2 separate regions of the Homo sapiens genome follow, and region 1 is linked to region 2. Evidence: read pairs that join two places in POLR2A ChIA-PET (ENCODE). Cell type or tissue: Panc1. All regions are shown on one strand. Each heading gives the region's core, and the rest is flanking DNA. Links, peaks and the distances in the headings are about the cores only. Region 1 has its middle 16 kb from the start of FZD7. Region 2 has its middle 84 kb from the start of FZD7.

The links. Peaks named below come from ENCODE experiments on the same cell type or tissue, not always from the same donor. Only the 100,000 strongest peaks of a DNase experiment are listed, where the experiment ranks them.
Region 1: POLR2A ChIA-PET joins it to region 2 with 5 read pairs; 4 of 35 experiments call an interaction of 5 or more read pairs at or near these places.

What each region holds. Positions count from the first base shown.
Region 1 is chr2:202,010,361-202,025,438 of GRCh38, reverse strand. No RefSeq gene overlaps it. Among named protein-coding and RNA genes, the nearest start is that of FZD7, 16 kb to the left of the region's middle. RefSeq lists a silencer at 1,119-1,413 and enhancers at 1,140-2,003, 2,004-2,869, 4,576-5,101. In Panc1, for the core only: no CTCF peak of the experiment used is centred there; no DNase peak of the experiment used is centred there.
Region 2 is chr2:201,941,913-201,956,990 of GRCh38, reverse strand. No RefSeq gene overlaps it. Among named protein-coding and RNA genes, the nearest start is that of FZD7, 84 kb to the left of the region's middle. RefSeq lists enhancers at 6,964-7,505, 7,491-7,785, 7,506-8,049. In Panc1, for the core only: no CTCF peak of the experiment used is centred there; no DNase peak of the experiment used is centred there; H3K27ac peaks cover 1,746 bases.

The DNA of each region.
Region 1 (15,078 bases), core at 3,651-8,650, 69 kb before region 2:
AAACTTTGATCATGTTTTAGCCAACATTGTTTTAGATTTTCCAATGCCTCACAGCCAAGCCTAATCCTATTTTTATCACAACGTATGTGGCTCATGGTAGGTACTCATCAAAAGTCAGTTTCTTTTGCCACTTTTCTTTGATATTACTGTATTCTCTCTTGTATTTCAGTTATTTTGGTGCTTTCTTACCCCACCTATTTATTTGAAAGGTCTTTGAGAGTAGGAACTATGTCTTATTTTTCTCCCTCGTCTTTCACAATGTAGACGTTCAATTTGTTGAATTAGATTGTGCAATTCATCAGTCAGATGAAGTTCAATGAAAATAAAGACCTATACATTGCAGAGAAACAGGATGGTGAAAGGCTAGCTCGGGACAAAAGACTTGAGAATCACAACGGACCACAAGCTAATCATGCGTCAACAATCACTGCTATTGTTTTAACTTATTTGTGTTTAGAGACAGGGTCTTGCTCCGTCACCCAGGCTGGCGTGCAGTGGTGCCATCGTAGCTCACTGTAGCCTGGAACTCTCTGGGCTCAATTGATCCTCCCGCCTCAGCCTCCCAGTAGCTGGGACTACAGGCGCATGCCACCATGTCTGGCTAATTTTTAAAATTTTTTGTAGAGACAAGGTCTCTCTTTGTTGCCCAGGCTGGTCTTGAACTCCTGGGCTCAAGTGATTCTCCCACCTTGGCCTCCCAAAGCACTGGGATTACTAGGATGTAGCACTGTGCCTGGCCCTACTATTGCTTTTAGATTAAACACATAAATTTGGCATGCAGAAAGTAAATGAAGCGGCGTGAAGGAACCAGTATGAAGAGTAACCCAAAGAAGTTAAAAAGGTGACTCTCAAAGGGGTGGTGGAAGGTTGTTGTAGAGAGATTTACTTTTTAAAAAGCCTACTTTCTGGGCCCCACTCCTAGAGAGTCTGTTTAAAAGCTCCTCGAGTGAGTCTACTGTGCAGTCAGGATCCAAAGTAGCTGATGAGAAGACAAGTTGAAAGTTTGTTTCTCTTGGAAAAATATATGAAGTCATTTAACTGTCTTCCCAAGTGTATGAAAATTTGTTTTGAGATGGATGTAGTGCATTTCTCTCTCCAGAGGAACAGAGAAAGACTTCAGTTACAGCCAGGGAAATGAGAATTCTTGGGGTCTTGGTCCAGCCACTAACCCCTTGTTCTCCGGCAAGTCAGTGCACCTCTTGAGGCTTCGTCTGCATCTGTAAATGGTAGAAACTGGGCTTTGTGATCTGGCTCTGCTCTGATAGCCTATGGCTCTATCTGGGAGTTCCTCGCCTAAGCTAGGACTTTCCAAGTAGGGACTTTCTTGTCTTCCCAGGTTCTGATGGCAGCGCAGCAGCCAGGCCCAGCAGCTCACAGCCTGTGCCCACTTGTGCTGAGAAGGCTGGGCACGCGATACCCTGAGTGTTCCCTGAAAGGCCACTTGCCCATCGCTTTTCTAGCCTTTCACATTTCCACTTAGCCGCCTTTCCTTCTCTCCCTTTCCCTGCCTCCCCCTTATTATTCTAAATAGTACTTTAAGCTCTAGAGCCAGGCTCTTCAATTAAGGTGTAGACAAAGTGGTTTGACTCCACTTGATTAAAAACCCTGTGAATGGGAGAGAACACAAACCTCAAAACATTTGCCTTTCAAAGCCAGAAGAGGGGGGGAGAGAGAAACTGTTATGTGATCTCGAATTTGCCAGATGTCAGCTTAGAGGGGCCTAAAGAATTCCTAAGCCTTTGTTTACCAAATCCTTCCTCAGAGCCTCAGTGAACCCAGAGCCTGTGGCTACCTTGCATGAGAGGCCACCGAGAGGCCAAAACTGGATGGGAAGGGGCAGGGTGGTAGGGGTCGGGGTGGGGAGAGGTATTTGAATTTTGTTTTTTCCACTTAATTATCTGCGGCTGCTTTTGGAGAAATCGGTTCTCTTTGCATTGGGAAATTAACCCTTAATCTCCACAAATGAGGGCAATCAACCCATTTACTAAATAAACACAGATCATTGCAGACTGGCTGCTCCTCTTTGTGATTTAATTTGAGAATGGTTTCACCTGAAGGAGGGGCCGAGGAGTGGCTGGCCCTGAGGAACCTGGCAGGGTCCCCAAAGGGAGGTGACGGATCGAAGAGGTGGTTAAGAGAGGGTGGAGTGAGCCAGTTTGAGACTGAAGAGGGCTTTGAGATTTCCTTTTCATGAGTAAATCCGAGTCCCTCCCTGGCTCGGGTCTTACCTTCTGAATTTATTTGGGGCCTTCCGTTGTATGGTGTTAATTTTGGCTTTGAAAGTGTGAAGCCGGTTAAAGCAACTTTTATTAGAATGCTGCCTATCAGAAGCCTCTGGGATGGGAACAGAGAAGCCCTTTATTTCTTAGCTAACTTTCTCATTAATATGTTGAGGAATCTCTCCTTGCTTTTAATTCCCTGCGTCAGTCACCAGTTATTTTGTTTATAGGTAGTCACAGAAGGTTATTTAAATCCACACAGTCACACTGCAGTGGGGCACAGTGCCAGCAGCAAAGTGCGTTCGATAAATGATTGAATGAACGAGTAAGGTACAGCTCAAGTTAAAAGGGTGTAATTAAACCACATGGTCTTCGTTTATTTTTAAAAATGTATTTAGAGTCATTATGTTCAGGCCCTGTGCTGTGTGAGATGCGGGGAATGTGTGTCCCCGCCATCATGGATCTTATAGTCTTTTCTTTCTTTTCTTTTTTATTTTTGAGACAGTCTCGCTCTGTCACCCAGGCTGGAGTGCAGTGGCGCCATGTCGGCTCACTGCAACCTCTGCTTCCCAGTTTCAAGCAATTCTCATGCCTCAGTCTGTCAAGAAGTTGGGACTACAGGTGTGCACCACCACGCTTGGCTAATTTTTGTATTTTAATTTTATTTTATTATTATTATACTTTAAATTTTAGGGTACATGTGCACAATGTGCAGGTTAGTTACATATGTATACATGTGCCATGCTGGTGTGCTGCACCCATTAACTCGTCATTTAGCATTAGGTATATCTCCTAATGCTATCCCTCCCCCCTCCCCCCACCCCACAACAGTCCCCAGAGTGTGATGTTCCCCTTCCTGCCTCCATGTGCTCTCATTGCTCAATTCCCACCTATGAGTGAGAACATGCGGTGTTTGGTTTTTTGTCCTTGCAATAGTTTACTGAGAATGATGATTTCCAATTTCATCCATGTCCCTACAAAGGACATGAACTCATCATTTTTTATGGCTGCATAGTATTCCATGGTGTATATGTGCCACATTTTCTTAATACAGTCTATCATTGTTGGACATTTGGGTTGGTTCCAAGTCTTTGCTATTGTGAATAGTGCCACAATAAACATACGTGTGCATGTGTCTTTATAGCAGCATGATTTATAGTCCTTTGGGTATATACCCAGTAATGGGATGGCTGGGTCAAATGGTATTTCTAGTTCCAGATCCCTGAGGAATCGCCACACTGTCTTCCACAATGGTTGAACTAGTTTACAGTCCCACCAACAGTGTAAAAGTGTTCCTATTTCTCCACATCCTCTCCAGCACCTGTTGTTTCCTGACTTTTTAATGATTGCCATTCTAACTGGTGTGAGATGGTATCTCATTGTGGTTTTGATTTGCATTTCTCTGATGGCCAGTGATGGTGAGCATTTTTTCATGTGTTTTTTGGCTGCATAAATGTCTTCTTTTGAGAAGTGTCTGTTCATATCCTTCGCCCACTTTTTGATGGGGTTGTTTGTTTTTTTCTTGTAAATTTGTTTGAGTTCATTGTAGATTCTGGATAATTTTTGTATTTTTAGTAGAGATGAGGTTTCGCCACATTGGCCAGGCTGGTCTCGAACTCTTGGCTTCAAGTGTTCCGCCCACCTGGGCCTCCCAAAGTGCTGGGATTTACAGGAGTGAGCCACCGTGCCTGGCCCAATCTTATAGCCTTGATCGACAAATGAATCTGGTTTTCTGTGATGACCTTGAATTTGTCTCAAAATTATAATGGGAGTTTGGCCTGAGCTAGGAGCCAGCCTATCCTGTGATTTAAAAATGAAGGGCTAGGCTGGGTGCTATGGCTCATACCTGTAATCCCAGCACTTTGGGAGGCCGAGGTGGGTGGATTGCTTGAGCTGAGTTCAAAACCAGCCTGAACAACATGGTGAAATTCTGTCTTTAACAAAAATACAAAAATTAGCTGGGCGTGGTAGAACGTGCCTAAAGTCCCAACTACTCAGGAGGCTGAGGTGGGAGGATCACCTGAGCCTGGGAGATTGAGGCTATAGTGAGCTGTGATAGCACCACTGCACTTCAGCCTGGGTGACAGAGTGAGACCCTGTCTCATAAATAAATAAATAGGAAGGGCCGAGTTGGAGAATGGTTCAGGGATTGATTTTTTTTTTTTTTTTTTTTGAGACAAAGTCTCACTCTGTTGCCTAAGCTGGAGTGCAGTGGCACAATCTCAGCTCACTGCAACCTCCGCCTCCTGGGTTGAAGCGATTCTCCTGCTTCAGCCTCCCAAGTAGCTGGGACTACAGGCACGCGCCACCATGCCCAGCTAATTTTTGTATTTTTACAAAAATACAAAATTTTTGTAATTTTGTATTTTTAGTAGAGACAGGGTTTCACTATGTTGGCCAGGCTGGTCTTGAACTCCTGACCTTGTGATCTGCCCGTCTCAGCCTCCCAAAGTGCTGGGATTACAGGCATGAGCCACCGTGCCCGGCCTAGGGATTGATTTTTTTATAAGTGATCTCAGACTCCAGTCATTCATTCCCTTTATTTTGGGGGGTGAGAAAACTGAAGCCCAACATGGTAGAGTGAATTGTCCAAGCGCTGGACAATTCACGACAGAAAGAACTGGAACTAGAATCCACACGTGTGGGTTCCTGGGCTTGTGTTTTACCCAAGAACTTTGCACATAAGGGCACAACTTTATTTTCTCTGCTTCCTCCCCACCTCACGTTGCAAATAGCTTGTGTGAGTTCCAGAGTGAAGGATCCAAGTGACTGACCAGAGTGAGGGGCTTTCGGGGTGGCCCGTGACTGGGAGACCCACAGAAAGCTGGTGAGTGGGGCTGATCTGCCTGGTGTCCATAGCCTGAGCTGCCCCGGACAGCTGTGCCTTGTCAAGAAAGGACTGGAAGTGTGTTGCAGAAACCACTGCTGGCATCCAGCCTCACCCCAGAGGTAGGGGAGGGACCTGGCTGTGCTGCTGGCTGTTTGTGCTGGGGAAGGGGCTGTTGGCTTGTTTCTCTGGCTTCCAGCAGACTTGTGAAGAGTTGTTACCAAAACGGAGGGGTTTTGAAAACAGCCCAGGAGGCCAGAGAGGAAACATTTAGAGAAGAGATAAACAAAAGAAGCGACAGACTTCTCACTCTAACAAAAGGGGCTTTGGTTTACCTGTGAAACTTCACTCCTCCTCTTCCCCTAGCCTTAATTTATAAAGCTGGTCCATGGCTCCAAGAGATTACCCTATTTTAAAGCCCTAGTTCTGAGGACCATATTGGTCTTGCTGTGTTTTGGCACCCAGGGTTGGTGATGTCCTGACTTAAATTCCAGCTGAACAGTTAAGAGTAAGCCGGCTAACTGACTCCGGTGTCTGGTATTAGCTGTGTCGTTACTATTTTTATTAACAGCTAACATTTATTGAGTGTTTACCATAGTCAGGCATTGTGCTAAGCCCTTAACCCACACTTCTTGAGTCTTCATCCTCATAGCAGCACTTTGAGGTGGCTACAGTTTATTTGACACATTTTACAGATGGGAAAACCAAGGCATAGAGAGGTCCAGGGTTATACAGGTAGTAAGTCAAAGAATGGGACTTTTTTGAGACGGAGTCTCACTCTGTGACCCAGGCTGGAGTGCATTGGCACCGTCTCGGCTCACTGCAACCTCCGCCTCCCAGGTTCAAACGATTCTCATGCCTCAGCCTCCCAAATAGCTGGGATTACATTACATTCATAGTGGCATCTGCCACTATGCCCGGCTAATTGCTTGCATTTTTAGTAGAGATGGGGTTTCACCATGTTGGCCAGGCTGGTCTCAAACTCCTGACCTCAGGTAATCTACCTGCCTTGGCCTCCCAAAGTGCTAGGATTACAGGCTTGAGCCACCATGCCAGCTTAAGAATGGGACATTGGATCCAGTTCTCTCTTTGAAGAAAAAAAAAAAAAAAAAACACTTGTGGGAAGGAAATAAGAACAAGGAAGAAATTTAGCCTGCTCCTAACAGCACAAGCCATCTGTGTATGTCTGGCCTGGAGAAGGCTCTTAGAGAGCAAACAGACAGGATGAGCTCGTGTTTTCTGTGGAAGCCTCGGTGAGGATGTGTTTCTCTCTACCTCCTATGCAGCCAGCTGTCCCAGAGAAGATCACAAGACCAGGATGTTCATGGGATGCTGCATCACTGTAAGGAATACAGGATGTTTCCTCTAGAAACAACCTCACATTTCTCTTCTAAGAGTGGTAGAGTAGTTTTCCCATTCACTATTTTGAAAGCTCTTAGTTTTGGTATAGTGGGGACTCATCTTTCTTTAGAGATGCAGTTTGATAGTTTTGGTGGAGAGCCTAGGTTTTGTGGATTTTAATCCTTGTTCAGTAGCTTGTTAGTTATGTGGCTTTGGACACGCTTCTTAACTCCCCTGGGCCTCAGTTTCCTCATCTGTAAAATGGTGATAATATTTAATAATAGCACCTGCTTCATAGGATTGCAAAGGTCAAATGAGATAATACAATGTACTTAGTACTGAGCATGTTACAAATACTCAGTAAGGAATGATTATTATTTGTAATGGTTTAAAGAGGCAATTTGATCTGGGCAGATGGGAGCTAAAGTTTCTGGTTTCTCAAAAGGCTGCCAGCATCATGTATGCTCAGTTGAGAGTGAGAATACTGTAGGAATGGCAGGGCCAGAGGAAAGTCACATTTCCATCCTGAATATTTCCAATGCACAAATACACTGAAGAGATGGATGTTTGTAAGTTGCTGCAGACCACAGGAGCTGTTGAAGAAAAAGCTTTCTTTTCCAAATCTGGATGCTTATACCCCATAGAAAAGATATTTTGGTCATCCCATGTTTATTTCTACCCATGCCCTTTTTAGGCATAGGTCTTTCAGAACCAAAAACTGTGCTAGGTATAAATAAAAGAAGAAAAAATTTCTTTTTCAGTTTTAGGCAATATGCATATAGCATTTATCAACATGATTATAATCTTCAGAGGAGCTGACCTTCTGATGGAAAACAGGGAAAAAACTGAAGTCCTAATGGCACATTAAAAAATGTTCAGCTTGCTTTATCTTATGGTCCTGCCTGTTTCATCTGGGATACAAGCCAATTCAAAATGCCCTATAGCTCATTTTAGATTTGCAGAGCCTGTGGAACCCTGCCCATTCTTGCAAGTGGAAGGGTCAGAAGCAGTTATTTGCTGCACAGCAAACCACTGGCAGGCAGCATCTGCATCTAATTTTTTTTTTTTTTTTGTGGAGTCTTGCTCTGTTGCCCAGGCTGGAGTGCAGTGGCACAATCTCGGCTCACTGCAACCTCTGCCTCCTAGGTTCAAGTGATTCTCCGGCCATAGCTTCCCAAGTAGCTGAGATTACAGGCAACCACCACCTTGCCTGGCTAATTTTTGTACTTTTAGTAGAGACGGGGTTTCACCATGTTGGCCAGGCTGGTCTCGAACTCCTGACCTCAGATGATCCGCCCACCTCAGCCTCCCAAAATGCTGGGATTATAGGCATGAGTCACTGTGCCCAGCCTAAAACATATTTTTATTTCCTAGGAGGCTTTGCACTAGATGGTGCTTAATAAATATTTGTTGAATAAAAACGTTGTTTTCTACTTTTCTTTATGCAGTTAAATTTGTTGGTTTAAAATAATTTTCCTCATAATTTCTGAGAGCTTAAACACTGAAGTTTGTGTTTATGTGTGTATGTAAAATAACAATTATAGGAGTTGAGTCCAATCTTCCTCCCCAACTATAAGTCCCTGTTACGGTGGTCCCTATACCTATCACCATGGCCCCCCTTGAATACATCTGCCTTACTATCTTTAAAAACACACAAAACCCCCAAAAACAATTAATTACAAAAATGCTGTTTTATGTTGTAGCAAGTAAAAATGGTGCCCTGTCTTTCATGACTTCTATAAACCAGTAAGGGCTTTGAGCACCCAAAGGCTTAGAACCCCATCTTACTTTTCAAAAACAAACAAACAAACACACAAAAGAAACACAGATTCTTTTGATAAACATAAAACCCTCACAATTGCCCAGAAAGTCTAATGTGTTTTTTTTATCTGCATGTTTTAGATGCAGAAATGGACACTTAGAGAGGCTAAATAACTTGTCCAAGATCATGGAGCTAGTAACTAGTGGGGCTGTGATTTGAACCCGGGCCATCTGGCTTCAGAACTGGAGGCACCAGTTGATCACGCTGACAAGTGTCAGGTGTCTGTGCCACTGGCCAAAACACAGTTCTGGCAGGAGAGATCTCAGCTCTGCTTGAACTCCAGGGAGAGAGGGCTTTCTTTGCATGTTCCCATTTCATTTTTGGACAGCTTTAATTGTTAGAAAGTCCTTCACTATATTGAACTGAAATCTGCCTCCCCAAGGCTTCCATTGATTTTCACAGTACAAATTTAATCCCTCTCCCACACAACCACCCCTCAGATATATGTGTGCCACCCCGCCCCCACACCTCCTCCTCCACCCTGTTGGTGGGAACACTGGAAACAGGCCCTCTCAAGGTTCCAGGCCCCTAGTGCGGCTGAGACCACAGGGAGGCTAGATGGGGCTTATACAGGAGGCGGAATGTTAAATCAGGTATTGCCAGTTGTTGTAGGTAATGTTTAGAACCCTGGACAAAGAATTCTCTAGGAACCAGCTAAGAATGGCTCACCATCCCTGAATTATACACTTCCCTGTAACATGGACATTGCCATAAGATGTCGTTGATCCTGAAAGTGGCTGAGTCTTTTTTTTTTTTTTTTTTTTTTTTGAGACAGAGTCTCGTTCTGTCGCCCAGGCTGGAGTGCAGTGGTGCAATCTTGGCTCACCACAAGCTCCGCCTCCCGGGTTCATGCCATTTCCTGCCTCAGCCTCCCAAGTAGCTGGGACCACAGGCGCCCGCCACCATGCCCGGCTAATTTTTTTGTGTTTTTAGTAGAGACGGGGTTTCATCGTGTTAACCAGGATGGTCTCGATCTCCTGACCTCATGACCCGCCCATCTCGACCTCCCAAAGTGCTGGGATTATAGGCGTGAGCCACCGCGCCTGGCCTGTAGCTGAGTCTTTATTCCAACCTAATTAGTTTCAGTGGGAAGGGAACCATAGACAAAAAATTATTGAGGATGAAACCCCAAGAGACATCAAAATGGGTAGGATGGAGCGCCCAAATGGGGATGCAGAGCAGGTTCTGCAGCAGGAATGATCATGTGATGCCTAATGGGTTTGAAATGGCAGTAGACACTTGCTAAGTGCATACCCTGGTCTGAGCACAAAAGAGACTTAGAAATGCAGTTTTAAAGTCATTTCTGTTCCCTCCATTGATTACGTTATAGAAATAGAAACGCATGGGTGTGTGGCAGGTGGTGTATAGTAGCAAAGCAACCAGGGCCTGCTCCTTTGGAATATCTCAGCCAAGGAGACTGAAGGAGTAGCACGTTTTGGCAGCAATTTTTAGCCGTTCTCTCCACCCCCAACTCCCAGCCTTTGGCTAGACTTGGCACCTGATGGATGGGTGGCTTATCTTTGTATAACCACATGGCCGAATATCTCCAAAAGGCCAGCAAAGATATGGTAGCCTCAAAGCTCAGCAGGACCCAAATCCTGACCAGATCCAAAGATCCTTTGGAGAGGCAGCAAACATGGCCAGCAAAGGAGATGCCCTAATTGTGTCTAAATGCATGTGTTCATTCATCCATCCAAAACCAAGTGTGCTGGCCCCTGTGTGTGGACCCACAGATACAGTGGTAAACAAGCCCAGTACAGTCTCCGTGTCGTGCCGTACAGACTTACTGCACACATACCACGTGCCAGGCTCTGTGCTGGCCTGACTTGGTATGTAGGCCCTTAATGTCCCATCCTTTTAGGGGTTTTAGGAAGGAGATGTGGACGGCAAATGTCTTCCATGCTTTTGGAATAGGCTTCTGTTGGGGGTATGCTGGGACTGCTCGTGCTGGCTGTCTTCTTGGAGATGTGAGATGTGCAGCCACCAAGGGCTCCTCAGAGGAACACCCACAGGACTCTCCATCCACGCCTCCATCAGGCAAATTCCCCTTTGTCTAAATTTGGATGTTGTTCTCTCTAACGGAGCAGAGGGTAAGTCTAGCAATGTCAGCCTCCCTTGGAATCTCAGGCCAAGCCTTTGAGCAGACAGGCATTTCTCATCCTCAGTCTCTCAGCATCTCCCAGCGATTAACATAACCTGACACCAGGCCCATCAAGATAAGGATCCTAATGGCCACAATGTCTTCCCTTTCCTCCCCCAGCCCTTCTTTATTGCTCTGCACATTACGCTCACTTCCAGCAGGGAAGAGTTTAGAAGCGTGGGGCTAGGCGACCCCGTTCTGCAGGCAGCTCCCCGCAAGGCTTGTGCGAGGGCTCCAGGGACAGAGAAGCATTTCCCTTTAATAAGCTTCTCACACTACATTAAAGATAAAAGGGGAAGGGAAATATTTATATTCTGACAAAGCAGCTCTTCCCTTCAGGCTCTTGTTTTATTTATTAACTTGCTCTGTCCCTCTCTCAGTCTTTCTCTATTTCAGGGGCGAGGCATTTCCTCTCCTTCTCCCCTTTAGTCACTAATTTTGTGGGTGAGTGACAGTGACAGAGGGACTTTAGAATCGTTGTCAAAGAGATGGGATTTATAGGTGGGTGCCATTCCCAGGTGACACACACAGCTGTTCCTGTACCCTCTCGGGAGATGCTCCCCCATTACCACACTTATTATATAGCCCTTGGACGGCAGGATGAATCATGCTGGTTATGTTATGTCATTTAAAATGAAGCTGTGTCAGTCCAGCAAATTGCTCAGAGATACAGTAATCTGGATGCTGACTCCGTACACCTGGGACTTCTTCGACCTCTTCTTTTATTGCATATTTTCCTCTCTCCCAGAGGTGATCTCTTGAGGAAGCTTATTTCCTCCAGCTAATCTGCCTAGAGCCAATAAAACACAGATATGCTGTTTTGCAATGATTATCATTAAAGTTGCAGGCTACTATTGTTCCAAAGCCTACTCTAGTTGTAAAGGAGTTAATTCTCTTAAACATGCCCTGCCTAGATTATTAGATGGTCAGGATGGTTTAGCCTCTGTTCTGTTGGCCCAGGGAATATTCATCTTGTTTTCCAAGTAGAAGCTCTTTTGTTTTTTGGTAGTGACTTTTTAAAAGTGACATATGATCATCATTTAAAATTTCAAGTACAAAGAAAGCAACAAATGTCCTACCTATCCACTTGTGGAGAAGCAATATAGGGTGATGGTTGAGAGCAAAGACAGCAAAGACCCTGGAGTCTGAATCCCTGGGTTTGACTCTTAGCTCTCCCATGTACTATCTGTGTAACCCATAGGAAACATCTCCATTCCTCAGTTTCCTTACCTGTAAAATGGGGGTGATGATATCTACTCCTTAAAAATTTTATGTGGGGGGCCAGCGGTCCTCATGCCTGTAATAGCAGCACTTTGGGAGGCTGAGGTGAGTGGATCGCTTGAGCCCAGGAGTTCAGCCTGGACAACATGGCAAAACCTCATCTCTACAAAAAAATATTTTTAAAAAATTAACTGGGTGTGGTGGCGTGCACCTGTAGTCCCAGATATCTGGGAGGTTGAGGTGGGAGGATCACTTGAGCCCAGGAGGTGGAGGCTGCAGTGAGCCATGATCACGCCACTGCACTCCAGCCTGGGCAATAGAGTGAGTTTATGAGGATTAAATTTGTAGATACATGTAAAGTTCTTAAGATAGTGTTGACACGTAGTGAGCACGTAAAAAGAATTAGCTATTGTTACAATTACCATTGAAAAATAATCAGAAAGCAAGAGAGGTCACAAATAATTTTATTGTAACATGATTATATTATGCATGCTTTTAAAATAATTAAAAACATTAGGCTTGGTTTTACCTGAACTTAACAGTAAAAAGGAACTCAGGTGAAATTAATAAACTTCAAAGATTAGTTCCTGAATGACAAGACATGTTAGTTTCTAGAAGATCATCCCAAGATTAGAAAAATATAATGGGTGATGAAAATTAATTGAAAGGTTGGGTGGGTGGTTTTGATTGGCTTCCTGCCAGGTAATAAGATGATTTAGTGCTCTCATGCTTCTTCCCCACTCCCAATTTTTGATGCTTCTATAATTTTTAATTTGTTTGACTTTATAGCATCTACATTCTGATTTGCATCTATTTATTTCTCCAGAGGTCTAGTCCTCTTTCTATATTTAATTGAATTCAGTGTTTACTGCTAGTCCTTTTATCAAGAGTTTCACATTACTAGTTCTCTAATTTGGTCAATTTTTTTGACTGGTTGTATTTCACTGTCGAGTAGGCTTTTTTCTCCTATTTTTTGCCCCTGCAGAAGGACTTAGTGGTGTTATATTCCCCAAATTCTTTCATATTTGAGAATGTTTGACTGTTATGTCACTATGTATGTGAGTGACATCTTGCTGAGTGTAATGTTCTTGAGTTGCCTTTTCTTTTCCTCAAAACCTTGTAGGCATTTTTCTATTGCCTTCTGGCATTAAATGTTGCTATTTGGAAGGATGATGCCAGGCTTGTAGTTTTCCCCTTGTCAGATCCTAGGTTTTTTTTTTTTGTTTTGTTTTTTGTTTTTGAGATGGAGTCTTGCTCTGTCACCCAGGCTGGAGTGCAGTGGCATGATCTCGGCTCACTGCAGCCTCCACCTCCCAGGTTCAGGCGATTCTCCTGCCTCAGCCTCTCTAGTAGCTGAGGTGCACTTCACTACACCTGGCTAATTTTTTTATTTTTATTTTTAGTAAAGACAGATTTTCACCATCTGTCTTTACTAAAGTTTGAGAGCTGGTCTCAAACTCCTGACCTCAAGTGACCCACCTGCCTCAGCCTCCCAAAGTGTTGGGATTACGGGCGTGAGACACTGCACCTGGCCAAGAATTCTTGTTGATCGATCTATATCATATTTCCCTAGTTTAGAATGGGTCCTTCCTTCCTTCCTTTCTTCCTTCTGTCCATCCGTCTGTCTGTCCTTCCTTCCTCCCTCCCTCCCTCTCTTTTTCTTTTCTCTTTCTTTCTTTCTTTCTTTCTTTCTTTCTTTCTTTCTTTCTTTCATTCTTTCTTTCATTCTTTCTTTCTTTCTCTCTCTTTCTTTTCTTTTCTAAGTATCTAGACCTTGTCTGGCATAGAATGGGCCCTATTATTTTATTTTATTTTGTTCATTTTTTGAGATGGGGTCTTGCTATGTTGCCCAGACTGGTCTTGAACTCCTGGGCTCAAACAACCCTCTGGCCTCAGCTTTCCAGGTAGCTGGATTATAGGTGTGTGCCATTGTGCCCAGCTGAGTGGGCCTTTTAAATCTGAAGACTCAAGTGTTCTTTGAGCTTGGAAAAGTTTTTCTGTATTATGTTCTCAAATATTTTTTCAGTTCTATTTTTTAGGATAGGAGGCTTCTGTTTCAGTGATGGATATCAATTTACCCTCTATTTCTATTCATTTCTTAATAGTTGCTTTAATTATTGCTTTCCCCCTCTGTTTTAACTTGTATTACCTCAAGTATTTTCCTGATGTGTTCCTTTCATTTTGGGGGCTGGTGCTTTTTGTGCCTTTAGTTTTTTCTGACTTACAGAAGGTGATGATTTCTTGGTCCTTAATTGTTTCTTTAGCTGCCTGATCTCTCCTTTCATCTCATTCTTTTGATAGTTTGTTTCAACTTTGAGTTGACTGAGTATTTGTCCCTAAGGGTTACCAAAGAGGCAGAGGAACATTCCCGCCCTTGACACTGTAGTATAGCTTGGGGAGAGAGAAAAAGTTAAATGGCAATCAAAACTCTATATGCTCAAGAAGAGTAACTAGACATCAGGTGCTGTGAGTGCTCAGAAGAAGGAAGAGGAGTTTCAAAAGTTGGTGGTTGGGATGTTCAAACACCTGGGACAGAGGGATGCGCAGCATTTCAGCAGGAAGTCCTCTGGTCTGTGGAGGACTGGGTAGGAGCAGGCAGATGGCAGACAGTGGGAATCACAGTGTATGGCGGGTTCATTTAGCACAGCATTTGGGTCTCCAGGCTTCAGAGTCACACAACCTGGGTTCAACTCTGCTCTACTACTTGTAAGCTGTGTAACCTTGTGCCAGGTACTTGATCTCTCTGAGCCTCACTTTCCTAGTCTATGACACAGCAATAAGCCATTTCATGGCATCATTAAGACTAAATGAGATAACTCATCTGAAGGGGAAGGCAATCAGCACATTGTTATAAGTGCTTAATAAAGGTGACTACTATTGTGGAAGCCCTTGAGTTCCTAACTAGATTACTGAGTCCTTAGGAGAAGGAATTGTGTCTTATTCCTCATTGTGTGCCTCACGCATAATAGATGAGCAATAAATGTATGGATGACTTTATTTTATCATTTAGGTCATATTTCATTGCACGTAGCAGAAACCCTAACTCAAACTGGCTAAAACCAGGGATGCATGTAGGATCCCATCATTCTGTAGGTCAAATCCAGCCTGCTTCCTGTTTTTGTACAGTCTGTGAACGAAGAATGGGTTTCGCATTTTTAAGTGTTTAAAAAAATCAAAAGAATATTTGGAGAAACTTGAAAATTATATGAAATTAACATTTCAGTGTCTATAAATAAAGTTATATTGGAACACAGTCATACATTCATTTATGTATGGTGTATGGCAGGTGTTGGCAACCTTTTCCTATAAGGGGCCTGATTGTAAATATTTTAGGCGTGGGAGACTATATGTCATCTGTCACAGCTACTCAACTCTACTGTAGTAGCATGAAAGTAGTCATAGGCAATAACCTTAGAAGAGAAGATCTGAGGACAGGAAATAGGGTAGAAAAGTGGAAGGGCTCCTGGGTTCTAGGTCTCCTGGGTTCTAGGCTTGGCTTTTACCAACC
Region 2 (15,078 bases), core at 4,032-9,031:
CTGTATATGTGTGTATTGAAAATGTAGACCACAGAGAGGTACTAGATTGTTTGTGTTACAAAGGGTCAAGAAATGAGACGATTCAGCAATGACAAAGAACTGGTTCAGGAGGAGTGAGGAAGCGGGATGTCGGCAGGGTAGGAGGCTGAGGTTGAAGGGTCTGCACCACGCTCGAGTTCTTGGAGGGGAGGCAGAACCGTGTAATGCGGTCCAGCTGTGGTCGCTATCCTATGGGACAGGGGTCATCCGTGTGGAGAAGGGCACAGAAGAGGGTGGTCAGGGAGCTGGACAGGTCATTGACATGAAGGTTGAGGTCACCAAGGATGATGACAGGGGAAAGACGGGAAATGCAATCCAGAAGCCAGCAGAGACCTGGAGAAGGCGGTGTGCCCAGATGGCAGGGACTTGACTGGCATGACCAAATGGCATAGACATGCTGCTGCTTCCCCTGTTGTGCGGAAGACACTAGGAGAAGGCGAGGCTTCGGTAAGGGGGCAGGAAGAGGCAGGATGTTGACTCGCCTGCACTGGTTTGGGTTAAGGTGAGAGGAAAATGAAGACTTAAATGGACCATGGAGTGAGTTTCCCCAGGGTTCTGTGGAAGAGACTCCTTAAGAAAGAGTGGAATTTTAGGAAGAGCTGGTTAGAAATGAGGATGAGTGTGGGGTTGGGGAGGGATTTACACACATGCAATTATAGGCTGGGGAGCTGAGACCTAGGAAAGGAGGCAGTGGTTTCAAGGAATCTCTCCTTGGAGAGTCTATGGCTCTGCCATAGCAAGCAAGAATAGTAAAAAAGAAAGAGGAAATCTACTTGATTATTTTCCTCCAAAGAGGAGAGGAACATTTTGTTCCCTGGTGGTCTGAGCAGCTGCCCCTCCCTCCTGCTTGGCCACCATTGCTGGCAGGGTCGCCGGCTGGCTCCTGGAGGGCAGGACCCACATGCATGTGGCACTGTCATCCTGCCCTCTCCAGACACGCAGCTCAGACCTACCTGCTGCAGGACACTCCATGGTTTCTGCTAATGCTGAAGTGAGCTGCATGGCTAATTCATTCCTGGCACCTCTGAGAACATGAGCTCATCATATCATTAAAGGAATAAGAATAAACAGGAACAAGGGAGCTGCTCAGGAGTTGGGAAACCTCTGGCCCTCTGTGCCTCCCACACATCTTTGGAGAGACAAAGGGGCCAGAACAGCCCACAGTTCCTGGCTACTGCCCTTGGCAGCCTCTCTGTCTCCACTGCCAGCTCTGGGCCACCGCTTCTCCACAGCATGTGAGCCCCCCTGCCAGTCTTCCTTAGGCAACTGTGGGTACCACCCGCATCTCCAAGCCTGTGATGGCGTCCGAGGGCCTTTTGCTCAAGATAAAATCGTTCTTCCTGATTTTGAATTTTCACACTTTGCATTTCCTAGTCCTCTTACCCTGGATCCATGTTAACTCTTGCTCGTCAACAATCCAGCCAAGAAAATTTTTCTTTGGAATATTATTTGCTTTTTCTCACCTCTGAGTCATCTCCTGTCTTCTTCCACCTGCCTGGAATGTCCCCTTCCTTCTCTCTCTGAAGGGATGCCAGTAACTACATCATCCATTGCTAGAGGATCTGTTTCTGGTCTTCTGGTCCCTTCATTTGACTCCCTTTGCTATGGTCTCTTTAGCGATTCCCAATCCTTGCCTTTATTTTTTGTACCTTCCTATGCCTCCGTGTTTCTGGATTTCTCAGTCCTGTACGTGCCAGTAGGGGGATGCAATCTCCATTTCAGGTTGCATTGTTAGTGAGGCATTCTTCTTATTAAATAAATCGGGCTATATAAAATTTCAACTCAGCTGGGTGCGGTGGCTCACACCTGTAATCCCAGCACTTTGGGAAGACTAGGAGGGTGGATCGCTTGAACCCAGGAGTTGGAGACCAGCCTGGGCGACATAGTGAAACCCCATCTCTACTAAAAATACAAAAAATTAGCTGGGCATGGTAGTTCACGCCTGTGATCCCAGTTACTCAGGAGGCTGAGGCACAAGAATTGCTTGAACCTAGGAGGCAGAGGTTGCAGTTAGCCAAGGTCATGCCACTGCACTCCAGCCTGGGTGACAGAATGAGTCTGTCTCAATAAAATAAATAGAATAAAAAATTTCAGCTCTCCCCACCCCAGCATTGCATGCCCTCCTGCCATGTTTTATGTATTTTCTTAGCATTTCCTTCTTACATGACTTAATATGCAGTGGTGCCCTTTAATAGCACAACCCACAGTAACTTCAGCAAAGAGGAAATATGATTGGTGGCTGATTCCTGCCATCTGCAGCATGTTCACCCTGATATTTTATCAATCTCACAGGATCCCACACTTGACACTATTGAGATTTTTGGACCCTACTATAGAATTATGTGAGTCTTCTACATATTTTTGCAAATTTGTTTATGATTATCTGTCTCCTTCATTGGCATGCAACCTCTATAAAGACAAGGATTTTGTCATTTGGTTGGTGCCCCATGTCCAAAACAGTTCCTGCCCTCCTAGGTGCTCAGTGAGTGTTTCCTGGATGGATGGATGAATGCGCTCACCCATCCCACCCCAAAGCTGGGGCCCTCACACCTGCTATTTTTAGTCTTTGCCCACGGGCCCGTCTGAGGGCCAATAGGGCTAGTAAATTTAGCTGACTCACTGGCTGGCTGACTTTAGTGTATAAAGAGGTTCAAGCCCCAAGAGCAACCCCTCTGAGAAATTGGGCAAAACCCAGCCCAGCTTTCCTTCAGGGCAGCTGCTCCTCTGAGAAGGAAACCCAGTGCCACTAGGGTGAGGCTGTGTCCTGGGACAAGCTTCCTGATCGAGGGAGAGCCATCAGACCTGCCTGGGAGGGGATGTGGCTTTGGCTTTTCAGGAAGCCCTTCTGGCTCAGGCCTCGGTCTTGACAGAGCAGGGCTGGGCAGCCCTAGGAAGCACGTGTGCTGCTGTTTCTGGGAAGGGTGGGGAGGGAGGGGGAATGAGCAGGGTTGGGGTGGGAGCCAGATGGGACTTATGATTCAATGGTCCAGGCTCAATAGGTGATCAGGATGGAGCAAGGAATGGACAGAGAACCAGACGAGGGCCTGGCACTGCACTTCTGTGTGAATGAGGAAAAGGTGCTGCTCTGAGCAGATGTAATAGGAAAGGGTGTTTCCTCACAACGGCTGGACTTGCCCTGGTAAGGCATGGAGAAAGTCAGCCAAGCCCCAGGACAAGTCAAGGATTTGGTGTAAGGTGACTTGACCAGAGAAAGCTGAGATTGGAGGATGAGAATCTGGTCCCTCAGGGAATGGGTTACCAGGCAAGGAGCCCAGGCATGGGAGAGCAAAGCTGGGCTAGTTGCTGGGTAACAAGGCAACAGAAACTTGCTTAGTGGGAGCTGATACACCGAGGCCCAAGTATGTCAGCGTCAGGAATAACTTCAGGGTAATGAAAGCATTCCCAATCTCTGTCTGCACACGGATGGCCCTGGAGCACAAGGCACTGCTGGAGCCATGTCATGAGGCAGCCTCAGCAGAGCAGGCCGTAGTTCCTCAAAGAAAGACCCATTTGTGTGGTTTGTGGTAGCTCTGTGGCTCTCCAGGTATGGTCCCTGGACTAGCAGAATCCTCATCATCTGGGAACTTGTTAGATATGCAAATTCCCAGCCCTGCCCCACACTCACTAAGCTGGAAACTCTGGGGTGGAGCCCAGAAATCTGCATTTTAACAAGTGCCAGGTGATTCTGATACACTCTACACTTCGAGGACACTCTGTAGCTGAAAAGCCCAAACTCTTGTTTTAGAGGCTGCGCTGGGGTTGGGAGAAGGCACAGAGGTAGATGTTTATGGGAAATGTCTGCCTGCAAAACCAAGGCAAAGATTCTGGACTGAAGCTTGGAGAATGGACTTGGGCTATAGTGTTCATTCTGGTCTTAAACAGCATGAGGGGAGGCTTTTCCTTAGCCCTGATTCTAATCTCAAGGCATCATTTCTTATAGGCAAAAGGAGACACTGAGTATTAGAGAACACCAAGAAATTATTGTTTATTCTCTTGGGCATGAAAATAGTGCGGTAGTCATGTAAGAAAATGTTCATATTTTTGGGGGAGATGCATGTTGAAATATATGGGTAGAGATAGCATATCTTGCATTTGCTTTCAAAAAAACATTTCAGCAAAGATAGAAAAGGAAAAAGGGATAGATTGAGCAAATGTGGTAAAATCCTGATAATTGTTGAATCTGGGGGAGGTATATTTGGGGGCTCAATGTATTGTCCTCTCTGCTTTTTTGTATGTATGATATTTTTCGTTTTATGAAAGGATGAAACAAGCTGAGAAGCAAACAAATGTTAAGTGCTCAGCTAAAACCAACCTTATTTTGTGCAGTGTGCTGCTGCGTGAGGTTGACCTAACGGGGGCTGTCTCATGGGGTGCAGTAGAGCAGCTTACCACTCACCCTCAGCTGCCCGCCCAGCCTCCTAACCCAGATAGCCACCACCCTGCTCTCTGTCAGGACCCCCACCTGTAGCTTTCACAGTAGCCAGGGTGGCTTGAGCCTGCACACACCTGTGGGAACCAGAAATGGCCCAGCTGGATCTCAATTTTAGGGGAAAGGGAAGTTCTGCACCATTAAATAACATAGGCCTCAGGGAGGGGATCAAATGTCAGATGGAAAGGAAGAACCGTCTCCTCGGTCCCAGCCAGCTCCACCACCAGCTCCCCGCCCAGCTGCCAGCAGCGGCTGCCTCCTTCCCAGGGAAGACTGGTCCCTCAGTCTCAGCTTTCTCTGGGCTTTTCTGGAGGCTTTTTTTCTAACTTTTATGAGGGCTGCTTGGTTTTTCACTTTAAGCCCATTCCATACTTGTAAAATGTAGGTCTTTGATGCTGTTTAGCCATACAAAGCAGTCTTAGTTGTTTTTCTCATTGTCTAATTTCCGCTTAGGGATTTCTTGGTGAACAATTCAGAGGCCTGCAAAGGCTCTTTAGATGCCCACTGGGAGAATCCATTTTTTTTTTTTACTGTTAGATTGAGAAATTCATTTTCTTTTGTTTGCTGCTATGCTACAAGGTTTATTATTGCTGTTGTTTTAATGGTCACTTTTTTTTTTTTTTTTTTTTTTAAGACACAGTTTTACCCTGTTGCCCAGGCTGGAGTGCAGTGGCATGATCTCGGCTCACTGCAACCTCTGCCTCCCGGTTTCAAGTGATTCTCATGCTTCAGCCTCCTGAGTAGCTCGGAGTACAGGCATGCGCCGCGATGCCCAGCTAGTTTTTTGTATTTTTAGTAGGGATGGGGTTTTGCCATGTTGGCCATGCTGGTCTTGAACTCCTGGGCTCAAGCAATCCACCCACCTTGGCCTCCCAGTGTGCTGGGATTACTGGCATGAGCCACCATGCCCAGCCAATGGTGTCATTTTTTTCTTTTTTGGGAAAGGGGTAAGGGGTGAGTTTTACCTCAGTTCTGAAAGTCTCACTAGGCACAGGAGTGACTTCACTGTCCACCATCTTTATGGATTGTCCCTAGAAACCTCCAAGCCTAAAGTTCCTCCTCAGCCTTCATCTCCTGAGCTGCCTCCGCATTTTCTCATGTTGTACAACCTCCATGCTGGTTTGAAGGGGAAAGCTCTTTATTTTCCCATTTAAAAAAATAAAAAACTAAGGCTCTCCTTTCATTACAAAGCTCAGGGAACTGATACAGTTATATTGACTGTATTTTTGCATTATCTGAGCATTTTAGAGTTCCTGTTGCTAATTTTCCATAATGTGTTTTCTTTTTCTGGGGGGAAGTGGCGGGAGACAGAGTCTCATTCTGGTACCCAGGCTGGAGTGCAGTGGTGTAATCACTGGTCACTGCAGTCTCCACTTCCTGGGCTCAAGCGATCCTCCTGCCTCAGTCTCCCAAGTAGCCAGGATCACAGGTGTGCACCACCACGTGCTGCTATTTTTTTTTTTTTTTTTTTTTTTTAGAGACGGGGTTTTGCCATGTTGCCCAGGCTGGTCTTCAACTCCTGGGCTGAAGCAATCCACTTGCCTTGGCCTCCCAAAATCCTGGGATTACAAGCGTGAGCCACCACACCCGACCCCATAATGTTTTGATAAAATAAGCCACAGGCTTTCCCTTTTGTGCCAGAAGAGGAAACAGGAGCATGAGATTGATCAATAGCTCTTAGTCAGGGATGACTGGGAGTCACAGCTCTTCATGTACTTAACACACTCTTCACTGAGTATTCACACCTCAGGCTCTGTGCTAGCCAGTCAAGGAGCAAGTGGGCACTGCTGTGACAGAGCTGCGACCCCTCCTCGTCTCTCTGGGAGGCAGGGCAGGTGCTGGAACTGCCCTGCCCGGTTTCTACTAGCTGAACAGACTTGGATATTTGTTTTTTATTTTTTCGAGATAGAGTCTCACTCTATCACCCAAGCTGGAGTATAATGGCGTGATCTCAGCTCACTGCAACCTCTGCCACCCAGATTCAACTGATTCTCCTGCCTCAGCCTCCCAAGTAGCTGAGATGACAGGCGCCTGCCACTGCACCTGGCAAATTTTTGTTTTTTTAGTAGAGACGGGTTTTCACCACCTTGGCCAGGCTGGTCTTGAACTCCTGACCTCGTGATCCACCCACCTCGGGGTCCTAAAGTGCTGGGATTACAGGCGTGAGCCACCGCATCCAGCTGGACATATTTTTTAATCTGTTTATCCATCTGTAAATTGGGGATAAAATAGTGGCTACCGGATAGGCTTTATGTGAGGATGAAATGACATCATGCAGGTAGAGTGACCGCATAATTATTAGACGCATGCTCTCTTCACCGCCGTATGTCATGTGATGTGTTCGTGATGTAAGCCCCTCCTAGTTCATAAGCTCCTTGAAAGACCCCCACTCCATCCAACCCTGTCATCCTTCTGAGAAACACTTCCGGCTCCCCACTGTCTTCTAATTTAAGTACAAATGTTTCTCATCGGCCTCTTTAATGTTTATTGAGTACTTACTGCATGCCAGGTGCTTTTCATGCACTTTTCACATGCTCATTTTATCCTCTTTTCTTTCTCTCTGTGTTAAAACCTTAAATTCCAACAGACACCGAACCTTCTGCAGAAAAGGGCCATAGGAAAAGTACCTAAGGAAAGTTGAGAATCACCTTGAAGGCCCCCGCTCAATTCTTCTCCTATCCATCTGAATGGCGGTTAATTCTGCAAAGAATTCAGCCTCACCGGCCCTTTGCCTCCAGGCCGCTTCAGATAGGAGATTATAATTGTTATGGAGCCAGCCCAGGCCCCAAGATTGAAACAGAGATAATTCTTCGCCATTAACACGAATCTGGAGTCCTGTGGGACAAATTGGAAAAAGAGGCGGGGAGGCAGCAGGGGAGAAGGGAGAACTGTTTAATCTCTTTATTTTCAGGAAAACAGTCATTTTAATGATTCGCCCTTTAATTTATAAAACAAACACAGCTGTGGCTTGACGTCCTTTATCTGATTTCAGAGGCGCTAACCTTCCAGTGCCGGCTCCGGAAGGGCACCCAGCGCGGAGACCGACACGGGTCACGTCCTGGGCTCAGATTGCTGCCTTGACTTAGGGAGCAGGGGCTGGGAACCCAACTGCTGCCGGCGCGGAGGCCTTGCCCACACCTGTGTGGCACGGAGCAGACAATGAGCCACTTTCCCCATGTGATCCCTTTGAAACAATCGGAGATTGTTTCATCAGCTCCTCAAGATGTAGGGCAATGCCTGACACTTAGTGGGACTCATGAAAGGTTCCTCCAGTCAAGCAAAAGGCATTTATGTTAAGTGCCATGTGGAATCCTGGAATGGATTCTGGAACAGTAAAAGGATGTTTGTGGAAAAACTGGTGGAATTTAAGCCTGTAGTTTAGCTAATAGTAAAGGCCAAAGTTAATGTTATTAGTTTTGACAAATGTGCTGTGGGTATGTAAGATGTTAACATTAGCGGAACCTGGGAGTACAGGTGAAGAGTATGGAGGATCTCTCTGTATTAGCTCTCCAATGTTTCTGTAATATTCCAAAACAAAAAGTTTGTCATTCAAACAAAATTCTGAGGTTAGAAAAAAAGGCAGTTATGGAGGTACATGAAGAAACAAAACATGACATGAAAGATGACATTGTCCCTATGAAGCTTTGATTAAAAACATGTATATCAAAGAGTTATGAGAATTCAATAACAGCATAAGTGACCAGTGCTTCTCAAACTTTTAGGGGTACACAGGTACCCCAAATGGTTGAGGTGAGGGGCTAGAAATTTAGCACAAGGGTTCTAAAAACCTCTTTGAATATTTTAGCTTCAAAATCATAAATATTTTCGTTCTTTTTGTATTACGTAAAATAATGATTCTGCCCCCACAATTTCAGGTAAAATTACTTGAATACTTTGGGGAGATTTTCCATGTTTACTTTGGGGCTTTAGGTATCCCTGGTTATACATTCGTGACCATGGAGGTATGTGTCCTTATGACAATATGAAATTTAAGCCCTGTGTTTTTGGAAAATGGCAACAATTAAGAAATCCTCATTCCCCATGTTTTTATGTTCTGAAAGTGGGAAACTGCAAAGGGCTATCCTACCATTGAATACTCTGAGATAATACTTCCACATGGCTCCCAAAAGACTTGGGGTGACTCCCTTGCCTACCTGCCTCTAGAAAACCTCAGGCTCCCTTTCTTTTCTTTGATACTATGTGGAGAGACAAAAATTTTACCCCTACGCTCTTAGAATTTTGTTTTGTTTTGGATAGGCCTGAGAATGAAATTGGCAAGACAGATCAACAGGAGAAAAGCATTCATTGGCCAGGTGCAGTGGTTCACACCTGTCATCCCAGCACTTTAGGAGGCCAAGGCGGGCATATCACCTGAGGTCAGAAGTTCAAGACCAGTCTGGCCAACGTGGTGAAACCCCGTCTCTACTAAAAATACAAAAATTAGCCAGGTGTGGTGGTGTGCACCTGTAATCCCAGCTATCCAGGAGGCTGAGGCAGGAGAATTGTTGGAACGTGGGAGGCAGAGGCTGCAGTAAGTCAAGATCACAGCACTGCACTCCAGCCTGGGCGACAGACCAAGACTCTATCTCAGAAAAGAAAAGAAAGCATTCATTATTTAACACAAGTTTTATGTGACATGGAACCCTCATAAGGAAATGAAGACTCAAAGAAATAGTTGGAGTCAATTACTTATATACTGAATGGGACGAAGAATAGTAAGTTGTGAAAAAGCAACTAAATTATGTGGGGGAGGCATAAAGATAAGAGTTATTTTAATAAGTTCTGTGTAGAATTCTCTCAGTCTCAACCATCCATTCTTGATAAGAACATTGCTTTCCTTCTAGTATAGGGAGGGCATCTTTCACATGGAAATAGCCTCTTCTGCTTTTAAGAAACAGATGGAAGGTCAGAGTGATCTTTTTGCACCTGCTTTTTTTTTCAAATACCTTTAACCCAAAATACTCAACATGCCAGAGTGGGATGGGCATGGTGACTCACACCTGTAATCTTGCTCTTTGGGAGGCTGAGGTGGGAGGATGACTTGACCCTAGGAGTTTGAGACCAGCTTGGGCAACATTGTGAGATCATATCTCTACAAAAATTAAAAAAAAAAAAAAAAAGCCAGGCATACTATGATGTGTGCATGTAGTCCCAGCTACTCAGGAGGCTGAGGCAGGAAGATCACTTGAAGTGGTTCAAGGCTTGCAGTTTGAGGCTGCAGTGAGCTATGATGGTGCCACTACATTCCAGCCTGGGCAACAGAGTGAGATCCTGTCTCAAAGCCAAAAAAAAAAAAAAAACACCCCAAAAAACTAGAGTGCAGTGGCACAGTCTTGGCTCACTGCAACCTTCGCCTCCCAAGTTCAAGCAGTTCTCATGCCTCAGCCTCTGGAGTAGCTGGGATTACAGGTGTGCACCACCACACCCAGCTAATTTTGTATTTTCAGTAGAGACAGGGTTTCACCATGTTGGCCAGGCTGACTTCAGGTGATCTGCCTGCCTCAGCCTCCTAAAGTGCTGGGATTACAGGCGTGAGCCACCGCGCCTGGCCGACCTTTCTCTTTCACAGTGGGGACTCTGCATTGACTATTGGCTCAGTCCTCAAAAGTGGGACCAAGAACAAAAGACAGACAGATCTGTGAGGAACTTTGAAGCCATTTCCCCTGTGATAGAGGCAACACCCCAAAGCAGCGAAGATAGTCTGATGGCTGGTTCTGGAGCCAAGTCTACACTGGCTCCATATGAGAGAGCTGCCACTTGTAGTTACAAGCTATGATCCCAAAACTTTCTGCGTGCTTCTAAGAGACACCAGAGAATTTACAGAAGAAATCTGTAGGTGGGGTCATTTTTCCCTTTCTCCACTACGAACAACAAGAATAATAATAGCCTTCACTTGCACAGACCATCCAGGTGCCAGCTACTGTTCCAAGAACTTGCACACATGCACATACCCATGTATATATATCTATCTATAAGGTAGGTATATATTATCCCCCTTTTACAGAGGAGGAAACTGAGGCTCAGAGAGGGTAAGTAACTTGTCCATGATTACACAGCTAGTGACAGAGGTGGCCCTTATACCTCAGAAGCTTGGCTTCAAAGTTTGCATTTCCTACCACTCTGCTATGCTAATGCAGTAGCCGCATACACCTTTCAGGCAGCCCCTATCCCATGTGAGCCACAGGATGCAGACCACCCGAGTCTGCATATTGTAAGTAAGGTATAATGTCGGTCTCAGCCCCTGAGAAGTTCAGGGAAGACTTGCTCACCAGAACTGTCAGTGCATTTTCTTGTCCATGCCAGAGATGATAGAGTGTGCACATTAAGAATCTTATAAGTCTCTTTCAAAGAATTTCAAAAACATTGGTCTTCAAACTTCCAGGAAGAAGGTGAGAATTCAGATGGCTCATTCATTCAAAATGCATTTATAAGGCTGGGCGTGGTGGCTCACACCTGTAATCCCAACGCTTTGGGAGGCTGAGGCAGGCGGATCACTTGAGGCCAGGAATTCGAGATAAGCCTGGCCAACATGGTGAAAACCCATCTCTACTAAAACACAAAAAATTAGCTGGGTGTGGTGGCAGGTGCCTGTAATCCCAGCTACTCGGGGAGGCTGAGGCACAAGAATCGCTTCAACCCGGGAGGCGGAGGTTGCAGTGCGCCAAGATCATGCCACTGCACTCCAACCTGGGGGACAGAGTGAGACTCCATCTCAAAAAAAAAAAAAATGCATTTATTAGGGGCCTGCTGTATGCCAGGTACTTTGCTGGGTTCTAGAGAAGTGATAATTCAGACTTGGTGGTCCCTGAACTCAGGACACCTCTAGTCCTGGAACATGTGAAGATGAAGTGGAAAGGGAAGGATGTTTCTCCAGCCATGGGAAGACCTGGGTGGGGGCCCATTCTGCCATTAACCTGCTCTGTGACCTCTGGACTTCAGCTTCCACAGCTGTAAAGTGAGTGGGACTGGACAATCTCTGAAGACCGTTTCTAGCTTTAAAATTTGATTCCATGCCAGGTACAGTGGCTCACGCCTGTAACCCCAGCACTTTGGGGGGCTGAAGCAGGCAGATCGCTTGAGCTCAGGAGTTCAAGACTAGCCTGGGCAACATGGCAAAACCCTATGTCTACAAAAATACAAAAATTAGCGGGTCATGGTGGCATGCACCTGTAGTCCAGCTACTCGGGAGGCTGATGTGGGAGGATTGCTTGAACCTGGGAGGTCGAGGTTGCAAAGAGCCGAGATTGCGCTGCTGCACTTCAGCCTGGGTGACAGAGCAAGACTCTGTCTCAATAAAAAGAGAGAAAGGTCATCTTTGAGGAAACTGCTGCCCTCCGACCTACTTTCCTTTCTCTGGCATGGCTTGGGGGAGCACCTACCTCCTCAAGGTCAGGTTTTTCTTTCCTTCTCTCTACAAAAGTCAGCTTGGGAAGGGTGTGCCTCTTTGGACCAGCATTCCCTTTGGCTTCTGTCAGCATGAGACTTGAAGCCTGCAGAAGAAATTAAACACAAAGACTTGGGACACAGTCCAAAGAGAGACATTTCTATTTTAACTAAGAGTTCCTCCTCAAACCAAATTATCTTCTGTGGCAAGGCCATTTATAGCTGGGACTAGGAAAGGTAGGTAACAGTAACAAGAGAAAACATATTGGTCTAGCTTTTACATGTGGTACGTATTGGTCTAGCTCTTTATTGGGTAGATAAGTAGCTGAATGAGACAAGTGTCTCTTGAGGAACTTTCTATTTATGAGGCAGCTACCCCATGAAATTCCAAAAATAATTTTAGGAGGTTTAATATTAAAGACACTTACGTAATAAATCCATATGTAGACAGCTATACCCAGAGACACATCAAGATATAATAAATGGAGATATAAATAGAAAAATATATACATATAGTAAATGGAGATATAAATAGAAGAAAAATCTATGGTAATATATTTGTTGTGATAGAGTACTAAATTTAGCTTTGAGCTTTCTGGCAGCCAAGGCAAGATAGGAAATACGACGAGATATGTGTATCATTTTCATCTGGTAAAAAGAAGAATACCAGTGTGAGATGCTGGGATTGCCAAAATTCAGAAAGATGTTCAGGAGAACAGACTTCCATGTCATCAAATAATCCTACTAAATGTATTCAGGTCAAAAACACCCCTGTTTGTGTCTCCTTTCAGATAGTTTTATATTTAGTTTCTTGGGGTCCTCATTTCTGAAGGCTTTCATGTTACATAAAATATATTAAATAAATTTGTATGTTTTTCTCTTGTTATTAATGTCTTCTGTTATAAGGGCTTCAGCCACGAACCTTGCGATGGGTAAGAAAAAGAGTACTTTTCCTCCCCTACACTATAAAGGATATTGGTCAATTGAGAAAAAGATTGTATCAATGTTAACTTTAATAAAATTGATAATATACTATGGATATGTAAGAGAGTACTCTTATTCTTATTCTTAGTAAATACATACCGATGGTTTTAGGGGTTAAAGGGCCATGAAATATGTACAGTTGACCCTTGATGGCACAGATTTGAACTGCATTGGACCACTCGTGCATGGATTTTAGTTATACCAAGTGTGCCCAACTCTCCCACCTCCCCTTCCACCTCCTCCATCTCTGCCACCCCTGAGACAGCAAGACTGATTCCTCCTCTTCCTCCTCCTCCTCGGCCTACTCAGTGTGAACATGACAAGGATGAAGATTTTCTGATGATCCACTTCCACTTAATAAATAGTAAATATATTTTCTTTTTGTTATGATTTTCTCAATAACATTTTCTTTTCTCTAGCTTACTCCAGCTTATGTGTTAATTGATCATTTATGTTATTGGTAAAGCTTGTGGTCAACAGTAGGCTATGAGTAGTTAAGTTTCCGGGGAGTCAAAAGTTACATGAGAATTTTTGACTGCATAGGGGGTTGATGCTTCTAACTTCTGCATTATTCAAGGGTCAACTATACTTACTCTCAAATGGTTCAGAGAAACATTTGACATATATGTGCATGGGTAGGTAAAATTATATATTTGTATGTATTTATATGTGTGTGTATCGAGAGAGAAGAGAGAAAACGAGAAAGCAAATGATGAAACAAATGGGCAAAATATGAATCCAGGTAAAAAGTAGATGGGTTTTCTTTTTTTTTTCTTTTTTTTGAGATGGAGTCTCACTCTGTTGCCCAGGCTGGAGTGCAGTGGCACGATCTTGGCTCACTGCAATCTCTGCTTCCCGGGTTCAAGCGATTCTTCTGCCTCAGCCTCCCGAGTAGCTGGGATTACAAGCATGCACCACAACACCCGGCTAATTTTTTATATTTTTGGTAGAGATGGGGTTTCACCATGTTGGCCAGGCTGGTCTCGAACTCCTGACCTCAAGTGATCCACCCACCTCAGCCTCCCAAAGTGCTGGGATTACAGGCGTGAGCCACCATGCCTGGTGGATGGGTTTTCTATGTATGATTTATAATCTTGCAACTTTTCTGCATGCTTGAAATTATTTTTGAATAAAAAGTTTTAAAAATGTATGCTCTTAGATGAATAACTCTTTGGAACATGTTGTTACATAAACTTAAGACTTCTCTTCTTTTGTTCTTCAACAAACACTTCCTGAAAGAGAGATCAGCACTCTACCTCATTTCCCTGCCTTCAGCTCATGACTCGACCCAAGCAAAACTGTATTCCGTTTGCAGCTTTCTGCTGCAGCCACACTTACTAAGGCCAACCCCACCTCAGTGTTCTCCACTTGGCAGCCTCCCAGTGGGCCACATCCTTCATGACGTTCTATAGCATCTGATATTGTTGACCATGCCCTTCTACTTGGGACTTCTTCCAGATCTTGGCCCCACTGCACTGTGATGATGTCATCTCAATCATTTCTGGACTCATCCTTCTAAATGGAGGCTGTCCCAAGGTTTGGTCTTGGATTCTCTTCTTTTTTCTCTTTCTCCCTCTCCTTTTCAGCACCTGAACCCGAGGTGTGAAGATAACGATGAGGTTGACTTCCAGAATTGTATCTTTAATCTGATCCTTCTCCAAGACTCCAGAACTCCGTGTACAGTTGCTTTCATCTCAGCCTCCACGTATCCTGACTCACACTCTTCCACTTACCCTCAATCCTGTTCTGAGGTCACTTAGTAGATTATTCAGACTCATGACTCTGGCACCTTCTCTTCCTCAGCTTGCCCTATATCCAATCCTGTTGGTTATTCTCCTCTGTAATACATTTCCAATCTTTTTCCTCTTCACCATGGCTATTTCTCTGACCTAGTCAGGCCATCACCATCCTTGCTTTCATTGATGGAACAGCCTTTAACTGTTCTACCCATCTTTAATCTCTACCCCTTTGTCCTGTCAAGAACCTATATTTCTAAAACACTAATCTGATCACATTGCCCCTCTTCTGACATTTCTTCATGGCTCCCCAGTACAAATAGAATAAAATTTAAATATCCTAGGCATTCAAGGTCCTCCATTATTTAAAGATACCCTATCATTCTAACTTTGTCTTCAAAACACCAAGTACCCCACTCATGCTGGGCCAGTCACCATGCCCTGAATCCTCCTGCACTCCCTTCACTCGGAATCTCTGCCTCTCTCTCCGTTTATAACACCCCATCC